Regions from separate parts of the Homo sapiens genome. Here region 2 is linked to region 1. A link is a contact called in ENCODE Hi-C or POLR2A ChIA-PET data. All regions are on one chromosome and are shown on one strand. The core of a region is the stretch at or near the end of the contact, and the rest is flanking DNA. Distances in the headings are between cores, read along the strand shown. Region 1 has its middle 21 kb from the start of IPO7. Region 2 overlaps SWAP70 (switching B cell complex subunit SWAP70).

The links. A loop is a pair of places that touch in the nucleus more often than their neighbours do. ChIA-PET counts read pairs that join two places held with the same protein, here RNA polymerase II (POLR2A). Pooled maps may share reads with other maps.
Region 2: a loop to region 1 is called in a pooled map, with 3 times the contacts of the local background. The contact joins two enhancer-like sites. A Hi-C loop is called at or near these places in 2 of 50 pooled maps. POLR2A ChIA-PET finds 5 or more read pairs at or near these places in 3 of 52 experiments (H1, WTC11 and activated naive CD8-positive, alpha-beta T cell).

What each region holds. Positions count from the first base shown.
Region 1 is chr11:9,360,365-9,366,659 of GRCh38, reverse strand. No RefSeq gene overlaps it. Among named protein-coding and RNA genes, the nearest start is that of IPO7, 21 kb to the left of the region's middle. RefSeq lists enhancers at 1,413-2,114, 1,750-2,949 and a silencer at 1,940-2,119. Within about 2 kb of position 2,184, at least 41 of the 41 ENCODE cell types and tissues checked have a DNase peak (open chromatin) inside an H3K27ac peak, as active enhancers do.
Region 2 is chr11:9,712,648-9,718,897 of GRCh38, reverse strand. SWAP70 (switching B cell complex subunit SWAP70) reads right to left here. Exons shown (of 12, transcript NM_015055.4): 3 at 5,259-5,432. Among named protein-coding and RNA genes, the nearest start is that of SBF2-AS1, 43 kb to the left of the region's middle. Within about 2 kb of position 2,022, at least 12 of the 41 ENCODE cell types and tissues checked have a DNase peak (open chromatin) inside an H3K27ac peak, as active enhancers do.

The DNA.
Region 1 (6,295 bases), core at 935-3,434:
TGTAATCCCAGCTATTTGGGAGGCTGAGGTGAGAGCATCACTTGAACCCAGGAGGCAGAGCTTGCAGTGAGCCCACACCGCACCACTGCACTTCAGCCTGGGCGACAGAGTGAGACACTATCTCAAAACAAAACAAAACAAAAACAAAAACTTCTTCTTGTGAACAAAATGTAGGAAAAGAAGCAAAAGTAATTGTGGTTTCTGGTTTAGCGACTGTAATTGAGTGTGTTCCCCCCACCATCCCGAGAAAATTCTATAATATACTTGTTTTTTGTCTAAAAAAGAAACCTGAACAAAATTGATTAAGCATTATTATTATTATTATTTTTGAGATGAAGTTTCGCTCTTGTTGCCCAGGCTGGAGTGTAATGGCGCGATCTCGGCTCACTGCAACCTCTGCCTCCCGAGTTCAAGCGATTCTCCTGCCTCAGCCTCCCAAGTAGCTGGGATTACAGGCGTGAGCCACTGTGTCCAGCCTAATTAAGCACTATTATACAAAAATGAGTTCTGGCTTCAGTAGTGTGGAAGTGGGAAGAAACTAGAGAAAGAGATAAACTACTGAGTCCTGGTACCACCAAGCAAGTTTCAGGGACCTTTGGAAAGTTCCCTCTGCAAAACTCCCATCCTGTTAGAACTTGTGAACCCCGAAAATCTGAGATAGGTCTCAGTTAATTTAAAAAGTTTATTTTGCCAAGGTTGAGGATACGTGCCCTGAGGACCTCCTTGAGGACATGTGCCCAAGGTGGTCAGAGCACAGTTTGGTTTTCTACATTTTAGGGAGACATGAGACATCAATCGACATATATAAGATCAACACGGGTTTGGTCTGGAAATGGGGGCTTTCCAGGTCATAGGTAGATAGGAGACAAATGGTTGCATTCTTTTGAGCTTCCCTCCCTCTCTCTCTCTCTTTCTTTCTTCATATGGAGTTTCCCTCTTTCGCCCAGGCTGGGGAGAAGTGGCCCAATTTCGGCTCACTGCAACCTCTGCTCCCGGGTTCAAGCGATTCTCCTGCCTCAGCCTCCCAAGCAGCTGGGATTACAGGCGCCCGCCACCACGCCCAGCTAATTTATATATTTTTAGTAGAGATAGGGGTTTCTCCATGTTCACCAGGCTGATCTCGAACTCCTGACTTCAGGTGATCCACCCGCCTTGGCCTCCCAAAGTGTTAGGATTACAGGCGTGAGCCACCGTGCCCAGCCTGGATTCTTTTTTTTTTTTAATCTTATTTTTTGAGAGGGAGTCTGGCTCTGTTGCTCAGGCTGGAGCGTAGTGGCTGAGCTCGGCTCACTGCAACCTCCGCCTCCCGAGTTCAAGCGATTCTCCTGCCTCAGCCTCCCGAGTAGCTGGAATTACAGGCGCCCACCAGCATGCCCGGCTAATTTTTGTATTTTTAGTAGAGACGGGATTTCGTTATGTTGGCCAGGCTGGTCTGGAACTCCTAACCTCAAGTGATCCGCCCGCCTCTCCTTCCCAAAGTGCTGGGATTACAGGTGTGAGCCACCGCACCCAGCCTCCAAAAGAGGCAATCAGATAACGCATTTATGTTAGTGAGCAGAGGGGTAACTTTGAATAGAATGGGAGACAGGTTTTCCCTACGCAGTTCCCAGCTTGACTTTTCCCTTTAGCTTAGTGATATGGGGGCCCCAAGATATTTTCCTTTGACGAATTCATCTCGGAAACCAAGATTTATTTTCTTTTGGAATTTTAAAAGTTTTGCTCTTGCATTTAAAAAAAACAGTGCGTGTGTGTTTCGCTTTAATTATTATTTGCTGCATTTTGGAACTGAGTCAGGCAAATCATTTTTGTTCCTAGGCAAGTGCCTTTGATCTTCAAAATCTACCCAGTCTTTGGGGCACTGCTGTCTCCTTTCACAAGGTCCTAATTCCCACTGAAACCAGTCTGTAGTATTTGTGGCTTGGGGCCACTTCAAGATTTCAAATTTCAGCCTCAGACTCCAATCCCCGGGCGGGATCCGGGAGACCCAGCCCCGTGCGGCCCCCGCCGAGCTGGCGGGGATTGCAACGTCGGGATCGTGGCGACGCGCGGGGCCCTGGAGCCCAGGCGCGCGGCCCCAGGCGCGTCAGCCCCTCCCCGCCGGCGTCGCTCGCCGTCGCCTGCGGTGACTCAGCTCTTCCGGTCACCGCCGTCACTGGTGGTTCCCGACTGCAGTGAAGGTGCGGACGCCAAGTCACTGCTCAGTAATGCTGGAGCCGCCGGCGTCCCGGGCCTTCTCCAAATGCGCTGCATTCCTGCCCCCACCATGACTCAGCGGCTTCCGCTCCGGCGTCAGCGGCGCTCCGGCCTCCGCCCGCGAGGCCCTGCTGCCTTCCCACTGCCCCACGGGGGCCACAACGCGCCCGCTTCCGCCCTTAGGTGTCCTTCCAAGCCCCTGAAAAGGTTTGGCAGCTTGATAAAGGATCCCTGAACTCCAGTGTTTAGGCCCTGCAAGGCTCTTCTCTGTACATTGAGGAGCTGAGGCCTCCGCACGGGAAAGTATTCCCCACCCCCCAGCGCAAGGAGGAAGTTAGCCTAAGACTAATTGAGGCAACTGAGGCCTCGGACAGCCGCGGGTCCTGAGAGCCCGATGGACCTACTTTGGAAGTTCAACGTTACCGTTTGCAGATGTGTGACACTCCCCTACTCCTACCCCCACTCCTACCCCCACCCACTTAACAGACATGAGGATTATTCCATGCCACCTTGTTGTTGGCATTGCGTAGCACATGGTAGGAACTCAGCAAATCTCAGCTTTTGTTTGTATTTTCTCTTTCTTTCCTTTTTTTTTTTTTTTTTTTTTTTGAGACGGAGTCTCCCTCTGTCACGAGGCTGGCGCGATCTCGGCTCACCGCAACCTCCCCCTCCTGGGTTCCTCCTGGGTTCAAGCGATTCTCCTGCCTCAGCCTCCTGAGTAGCTGGGACTACAGACGCACGACACCACGCCCAGCTGATTTTTGTATTTTTAGTAGAGACAGGATTTCACAATATTGGCTAGGATGGTCTCGATCTCTTGACCTCGTGATCCGCCTGCCTTGGCCTCCCAAAGTGCTGGGATTACAGGCGACAGCCACCGTGCCTGGCCTGTATTTTCTTTGAAATGCCTTTTAGATGTAGTTCTTCCTCTCCATGGACAGAGTCACCTCAGCAACTTCCTAACTGGTTTTGCCACATTCCCATCCAACTTCACACAATGACCGGGTGCATTTTTATGGCACACTGTATTCTGCAAGTCATTCCTCTGTGCAAGAAAATTTAATACTCTGTTGAATTTTGGTTTGAGTGGAAAGTCCTTTCCCTGGTATTTAAAGCGATCCATCATAGTCCGGCTCCCATCCTTCCCATAAATATTTTAGGCCTGCTCTGCATCCTGTATTGTGGTACTCGGATTCCTGCCCTCCAGAGCTCTGGTGAGGGGAGATAAATACATAATCACGTCGTCATTATACTGTGTAATAAGTGCTCTGATCGAAGTGTGAACAGGACAGAGAGCAACTCAGTGTAATAGAGGGGGAAGAAGAAAGGCTTCACAGAGGAATAAATATATGGGGGAGGGAGATGGCTTGATGGTTGTGAGGCATTTACCAGCACTCTGATAGATATTGTATATAGCAGAGTGTCCTTGTTGCTGCAGGTTTTCGAAGGCATCATTGTGCTCTGCTCTGTTGCTGTTACAGAAGGCTTGAAACATCTAGCCCCATCCTTTAATCTTGGATCCAGAAGTATTGTGGGAAATAAAATTTGATTTAAAAATGATTATCACCTGATGAAATACAGCTTGCAGAAAGAAATAATGGATTCCTTACAGGAAAAATTCTGTACCAAGGATACCCTTATAAGGAGTAGAATTGGCCACAGGGCCTAAGTGCTAGAGAAGACAGTGTTTGTGAAGATTCTATAAGGCTGTACTTGAACCTGCCCCAGCTCAACCCTCTGGGGCATGCTTATCAGTCCTGGGAAGGAGAAGGCTGTGTACTAAAATGGAAACAACCGAATCACCAGGGGCCCAGGTCCTCTTCTGTGTGGCATGCTGAAAGAATTGAATTATTGAGAACCCAGCACACACTCTGTGGGATTCTCGGTTTTTAAAGAGCTGAATGTAAGAAAGGCATTTACCTACTGGCCAGAGAGAGATGGGCAGTGGAGCTCTGCAAGTTGTCAGTGACAGATTCTAGGTGGCAGTAGCAGGGAGAGCTGAGGCTCCAAGGGGGCCTCCAGGTCAAGGACAACTCAGGGACAGAGCAGATGGCCTAAGTAGCATTGATATGGGTACTTACAGGCAGAGAGGACAGGGATCACAGAGGTGGTGAGAGCTGCAGTTCAAATAGTGTCTGCGATTACAGTAGATTTTAATTTCTTTTTATTTTTCTGAATTAAATTTGTCCATGGTGAACATGGTTTTTTTTTCTGGTGGGCGGGGGGGAGGGATGGAGTTTCACTCTTATTGCCCAGGCTGGAGTACAATGGCCCGACGTTGGCTCACTGCAACCTCCGCCTCCCGGGTTCAAGCAATTCTCCTGCCTCAGCCTCCCGAGTAGTTGGGATTACAGGTGTGCGCTGCCACCATGCCTGGCTAATTTTTGTATTTTTAGTAGAGATGGGGTTTCACCATGTTAGTCAGGCTGGTCTCGAACTCCTGATCTCAGGTGATCCACCCACCTCGGCCTCCCAAAGTGCTGGGATTACAGGCGTGAGTGAGCCACCATGCCTGGCAACATGTTTTTAATGTCAGAAAAAAAATTTTTTATTACCCAGTGTTAGTGCAGATGAAGTAAAATTGGCCTTCCTATTCAATAGAGTTTTACAAGAAATGAATCACAGTACACTTCCTGACTCATCTGTGAAAATTACACATATTAATCATGATGTAAATGCTTATTATTGATGTGAACCAAAATTATGATTTAACTGCTTTGGGAGGCTGGGGAAGGAGAAATGGTGGTGGGTATGTGGTGTATTTGTAAGAGTGCTACAACCTCATCTACCACAACAGGAAAGCAATAGATTGTGTTTAAAACAGATACATCAAGAAATAGCATAAGCACATTATTTTGATATATGGAGGTAAATACCCAAAATAACAGTGAAAAAAGTGGAAATTGGTTGCCTTTGGGCTATGAAGAGGAATGAGGCGAAGGCTACTTTTTTTCACTACACATTTCTTGGTGCTATCAAAATATTTTTTAACTTCTTGCATTTTTAAAGACAGATAAAAGTAAAAGCGTACAAACCTGTTGTTCCAGTAATTTCATTTCTATATTGGTATCCTAAGGCAATAACAGCAGATGTGGGTAAAGATATATGTATGCTAGTCACTGCAGTATTTTTTTAATTCTAAATATCCCATTTTTATTTATTTTTAATTCATTTATTTTCAATTTATGTGGGTACATGGTGGGTTATATAATACTGTTTAATTAGGCCAGGCGCGGTGGCTCACAGCCGTAATCCCAGCGCTTTGGGAGGCCAAGGTGGGCGGATCACGAGGTCAGGAGTTCGAGACCAGCCTGACCAACATGGTGAAACCCTGTCTGTACTAAAAATACAAAAATTAGGTGGGCGTGGTGGCACGTGCCTGTACTCTGAGCTACTCAGGAGGCTGAGGGAGGAGAATTGCTTGAACCTGGGAGGCAGAGGTTGCAGTGAGCCGAGATTGCGCCATTGCCCTCCAGCCTGGGCAACAGAGCAAGACTCCCTCACAAAAAAAAAAAAAAAAAAAAAAGATTGTTTAGTTAGAAATTAAAAACTGGGAACAATGTAATAAATTTTTTAAATTATGGTACATTTATATAATGATTTTTAAAATCACGTTTTTGAGCATTATTTAATTTCCTTGTTGAAATGCTAATTTTAAAAGTAGTCAAAATACTTGAGGTCAGGAATTCGAGACCAGCCTGACCAATACGGAGAAACCCCGTCTCTACTAAAAATACAAAAATTAGCCAGGCGTGGTGGCGGGCAACTGTAATTCCAGCTACTCAGGAGGCTGAGGCAGGAGAATCGCTTGAACTCAGGAGGCGGAGGTTGCGGTGAGCCAAGATGGCATCATTGCACTCCAGCCTGGGCAACAAGAGCCAAACTCAGTCTCAAAAAAAATAAAAAATTAAAAAATTAAAAAATACTAATAATAAAATAAAATAAACCATGTTACCTTAAAGTTTCAGTTTTGCAAGATGGAAAGAGTTCTGGAGACTGGTTTTACAACATTGTCAATGCACATAACACTACTGAGCTGTATACTTTAAAATGGTCAACATGGCAAATTTTGTGTTATGTGTATTTAACCACAGTAAAAATG
Region 2 (6,250 bases), core at 773-3,272, 350 kb before region 1:
AAACTCCCCAGCTCAAGCAATCCTCCCACCTCAGCCTCCCAAAGATTGCAGGCATGAACCACCAAGCCAGGCTGGTTATATTTTACATTGTATTAATTAAGGCTTAAAAAAAAATCTTTCTTAAAAAACACTCTAAACAAAATGCAAATGATCATTACGGTAAGTGGATTATTGGAAAGAAGTATTACTTCAAATTTATAAATCCTAAAAACTACTGATAACAAGTTAAACCCACCTATATGTTCATGAAAAATTATGACATTATACTTCAAAATTTATTTTTTAAATATATCTGTTTTCACATTAAATTTTATTAAAATCTGTAAGTCTACAATCAGTCCAAATATAGTTTTTGAAGTGTTATTATTCAGAAAGGAAGCAAAAGCTAACAGAGAATGTATTTTTCATAATATAGCATAACCTTGAGTTTGCAGTGCTTGGTCAAAGGCCAGGTGATAGGCTAAGAGCTTCATAAATACAAATCCATGTGATTAACCTCAGGAGGGTAATTCAGCAGCTAGACAAAGCAATCTCACATAAATCTACTCCAATGATCCCTTCTTTCCCCACACAAGCACTCCTGGCCCCAGAGGAAAATCTATAAAACTAACTCAAATTCTACTTCTAACCAGAAGAAATGATGAGAGAGTAAAAGCTGTCAAAGCACAGAGTGAGTCCAAACAGTAACATGACAAGGTATGCTGCCTGGCTATTCTAACAAATCAAAGAAAGGCTGTTCACTTCTCAAATGAGATTAACTTGATTTGAAAGAGAATCAAGACATTTCTGTTAGCCTGCAAAGGTGAAGAAAAACATGCCAGGAGCCTTGGCTGGGCTCTGGCCTACAGAAACGCACATCAAGGCCCATGTGGGTCCCAATCCTTCGGGATGCCTGCAGCACAAATCTTTTGAGTTTCTTAGGCACAATAGTCAGAAAACTGATGCTGACTGGCTCCCTTCACAGCCTGTGGCTCAATGGTGATTTAATGCCATTGACATGTCATCCACATTAAGCAAGTGCTGCCTAAGGCAATAAAAACACTCACTAATTTCTAATTCTGAAATCAGGACAAGGTCACTTTCAAGTCCACCAAATATTTTAGTGATGGAAAAAAACAAAACATCAAGGGTAAGAGACCCACCCCACATCCAGTTTTTCAAAGAAAACACAATTAATTGTGGAACACAGTATAACTACAAAATGTTTTAAAATACTGTAATTTTTTTTTTTTTTTTTTGAGACAAGGTCTGGCTCTATCTCCCAGGCTACAATGCAGTGGCATGATGCCACTCTCTGCTCACTGCAAGCTCCACCTCCCAGGCTCAAACCACCCTTTCAGACTCAAGCCATCCTCCCACCTAAGCCTCCCAAGTGGCTGGGACAACAGGTGCACACCACCATGCCCAGCTAATTTTTGTATTTTTTTGTAGACACAGGGTTTCACCATGTTGCCCAGGCTAGTCTTGAACTCATGAGCTCAAGCGATCTGCCCGCCTCAGCCTCCCAAAGTGCTGGGATTATAGGCTTGAGCCAGCACACTTAGCCTAAAATACTGTAAATTTTATTTGCACAATTCTTTCAAGCAGCAGCTAGGTTTTAAAACCACCACTGGGATATTCTTTTCTACAGACATTCCCTTCTATACACCTCTGTATTAAGCTAGACAATTTCCTTGGACAAAAATTTCATAGCATGTTTTATTTTTCATTTCCTTTTTAACATACATACACGATTACATCATTGTTATTAAGCACTAAGAAACTGTTCCCACCACTACAGCGAAACTGCCTTCTCCTTGATCACCAGCGAGCACCTAATTGTTAAATCCAAGGGCAACTTCTCACTTACCATTGTCTAATTTTTCCATAGCATCTAATGCCAGTAACTACTTCTGTGCTTCTTAAAACTTTGTGTTTCTTAGACATCTATGACTCAGCACTCTCTCAGTTCTCCTACCTCATAGCGTGTTCAATTCAGCTTCCTTTGCCAAATCGACTTCCTCTTTCTGCTACAGAAATGGTCCCAAGGTTCCGTCCTTGGCACTCATGTCTCCAACTACAGTCTTCCTCCCTGATCTAACCTACTCTTGTGGTTTCCCCACCTCTGTCTCCAGCCCTGGCCTCTCACAAGCTGTAGATAAACACTTCTAGTGCACAGCTCCACAAGGATGTTCCACCTAAAATCCCAAATGTACCAAACCCACCACCATGCAATATGTCCCAGATTTGTTCATCATCCTACCATTCATTCACACACACCCCTTTTAGTGAGCAGCTACCATGGGTCCAGGCACTTTAATAAATGTTTCACATACATCAACTTTTTCAATCCTCACAGAGTCCAATGAAGAAAGTAGTTATCCCCATTTTACAGATGGGGAACCCCAAACAGAGAGAGTGAGTAATTTGTCACAAAGCTAATAAGTGGTAGAGGTGGGTTTCAAACCAGTCAGTCTGATTTCAGAGACTATGCTTTAAACAAATATACTATATTATTCCCCAGTTGCCCAGGCCTGAAACTTGTCTCTGCTTCCCCACAGCCAGGCACTATATGCTTGGTCCTGTGACCTCTAGGTTCTTCCCATCTGGCCTTCTTTTCCATTCTCGCTGTATTTTAGTCCTCAATGCCACTTAGCTTCTCTCAACTTCTCACCTCCCATGTCTCCATATTTCATCTATTCACCTATCACTCTCTTCCTCAAAAATCATCAGTGGCTCATCTTTCCACACTGCCTACAGGATAAAGTCAAAACTCTCCAGCTTCATCTACCGCCTATCTTCTTCACAGCCATCATGTTCCAGTAAGAAAGGACATGTATCATTCTTTTTTGACTGCCCAGCATTTAACCCTTTTCTTATGTCTGGGGAAATCCCTACCTGCCAATGTAGAAGCTGAAAATGCAAATGTATCCTTTCCAAGACTCCGTTGCAGCTAGTGCACAGTGCCTGACCTAGGCCATGCCAATTAGATACATCATGCCCTGATGATAATTGGGAAGTGGGCACTATGGAGAACTCTCCCTCATAGGAAGAACAGTTCCAGGAAAAGTTGAGTTCTGGGGCAGTGATATGGTTTGGCTGTGTCCCTACCCAAATCTCACCTTGAATTCCCAGGTGTTGTGAGAGGGACCTGGTGGGAGGTAACTGAATCATGGGGGCAGGTCTTTCCCGTGCTGTTCTCGTAATAGCGAATAAGTCTCATGAGATCTGATGGCTTTATAAAGGAGAGTTTCCCTGCACAAGCTCTCTTCTCTTGTCTGCCACCATGTGAGACATGCTTTCACCTTCTGCCATGATTGTAAGCCCTCCCCAGCCATGTGGAACTGTAAGTTCATTAAACCTCTTTCTTATATAAATTGCCCAGTCTTGGGTATGTCTTTATCAGCAGCATGAAAATGGACTAATACAGGCAGCAATCAGTGTCCAGGACCAGATGTGTTCCATGGTATAAGTGCAACACCCATCCTCTGGTGGGAGCAGCATTTTCCTTGTTGTTCCTCATGGAGTGGCCAGTACAGTAAATAGGACAGACCAAATTGCATAGCCTCCACACCTGTTTTTTAAGCCATCATGATGATTCTGTAAGCTATCCAGCATACTTTTAAAAAATTCCCTTTTAGGCCCTGCACAGTAGCTCATGCCTGTAATCCCAGCACTGTGGGAGGCTGAGGTAAAGGGATCACTTGAGGCCAGGAGTTTGATACCAGGCTGGGCAACATGGCAAGACCCCATCACTGCAAAAAAAATTTTTTTTAATTAGCTGAGTGTGGTGATGTACACCTGTAGTCCCAGCTACTCAGTAGGCTGAGACAGGAGGATCCCCTGAGCCCAGGAGGTTGAGGCTGCAGTGAGCCATGATTGCACCACTGCACTCCAGCCAGGGCAACAGAGTAAGACCCCGTTTCTTAAAAAAAAAAAAAAAAAAAAGGCAGGTGTGGTGGCAGGCACCTGTAATCACAGCTACTCCGCGGGGTGCAGAATCATTTGAACCTGGGAGGTGGAGGCTGCAATAAGCCGAGATTGCGCCATTGCACTACAGCCTGGGCAATAAGAGCGAAACTCTGTCTCAAAAAAAAAAAAAAAAAAAAAATCCCCTTTTGGCTTGAATCAGCCAGTGTGGCTGTTTCTAAGTAAGCATCCTGACTGGCAACTCAGTCAAGCTGGATACCTCCCTCACTCCTTTTAGAACATGCCCTTTGCTTTCCTGACTCATAAAACACTGCCTACTGTTGCTTCCATCCAGAATTCTCCTCTGCCTTCACTATTGGCCAAAATCCTTCCCACCCTTTAATGCCTTGGTACAGCCTTTCTGAAGGGCAACTTTGCCTTGTTCATCTAATACCCTGAAAGTGTGCATTTCTTAAGACTCAGAATTCCACTGCTGGAAGTTTATTCAAAGAAAATAATCAGACTAGTATGCAAAAATGCATGTAATAAGAGTAGTCTTAAGAGTTACTGAGTACATACTATGTGCCAGGCATTAAACTAAACCCTTTAAATGCAGAATTTCACAACCCTTAGACTAAACATTGTAATTGGCTTTATTTCACAGATGAGAAAATGAAGACTTGCAGGTTAAATAATTTGTCCAAGGTTAAGGGATTATAGATGACTTTTTTTTAAAGTGTGGGGACTACAGCTGATTTTAATTGTGTATATTAATCTTTTCTGAATTTTCTACTGTAATAACCATGTATTAACATGTGTCACTTTTTAGGACAGTTAGATAGCACAGAAGCCTTACTCCTATTATTTTTTTCCTTTGGAAGTTTAGGGAAAATAACAAAGCAAGCATTCTCTTTCTTTTACTTTGAAAGGTATGGAAAGTCATCACCCTGGACTTTGAAACAAGAATAGTATTTACTCACACAAAACAGCCCTGAAAACAACATTCTGGATCTCATGTGTTTCCCATGTATACCAGCACTCAGCCAGTTACGTTTTGTCAATATGCAAGTAGTATGAAAATTATGTTGTGACTTGTACAGAATACTCTTTGGACGTGAGGATAGATTCACTTATCATCATAGCCATTTAGAGAAGAAGAAACCCACTTTCCCTGTAAATCTCCAGGGGTATTACATGCCCCAAATTACTATATTTGGAGCTTTTCTATACTCAGGCTGCTTTGCCTCTGATCCAAAAACACTAGCCAAGGATCTCCTTCCATATCTATGCTGAATTAACAGAAAAAATACCAAGCCAGGTCTATTAAATGCTAAAATGACCAAGTAAAAACTCCCCAAGCCACACCTTACCTCTTCTGACACAATAATTAATGGATACTTGTCCTCAGATAAAAAGTTGAAAATAACCCATATTTTAAATGCATCTTCTTCTGTAATGAGCAGGGGATTCTTTGTGAGGTTTTTTTTGACACAGAGGGTCCAACACATCCTATTGAATTCAATCTTGTCAAAGTTGTCTTGGACCTAAAAAGGAATAAGGAAAAACTCCAACAAATCAGTCCGATATAAGCAGTATCTAAGGCAAGTAAAATAGAAAGACAAAGCCTCCTTTGGCTCCCATTTTAATCAATCCAATTAACCAACAGCCATATCCTACATATTTGCTTTAGGTATTACACTTTCAGTGGCTCAATTAAGATGTTACATTTAGCATGACACTGAACCAACATCTGTCCATATCACTCCCTTGGCACATAAAATACTGACCTCTCAAATAGTTACCGTTTCATGTGTACACACTATCTTCCTATTAATAAACAGACTACCAATCCTAGCACTGACCTCTCAAATAGTTACAGTTTCATGTGCATACACTATCTTCCTATTAATAAACAGGCTACCAATCCTAGCACATGGAAGAAACTGAGAATGTCAATTACTCAGTATGAGCCAAGTACAGGTACATTATCTTTACATACACGGTCAAAGAAGAGGCTGGGCATGGTGGCCCATGCCTGTAATCCCAGCACTCTGGGAGGCCGAGGCAGGCGGATCACCTGAGGTCAGGAGTTTGAGACCAACCTGACAAACATGGAGAAACCCCATCTCTAGTAAAAATACAAAAATTAGCCGGGCGTGGTGGCGCATGCCTGAACCCGGGAGGCGGAGGTTGCAGTGAGCTGAGATCACGCCATTGCACTCCAGCCTGGGCAACAAGAGCGAAACTCTATCTCAAAAAAAAAAAAAAAAAAAAGGAAGAAGATACCTTCTTTTGGGGAAAACTATTTAACTGAAATTCTAAAACAACAATCCTGCCATTCATTCATTTGTTCACGTATCCA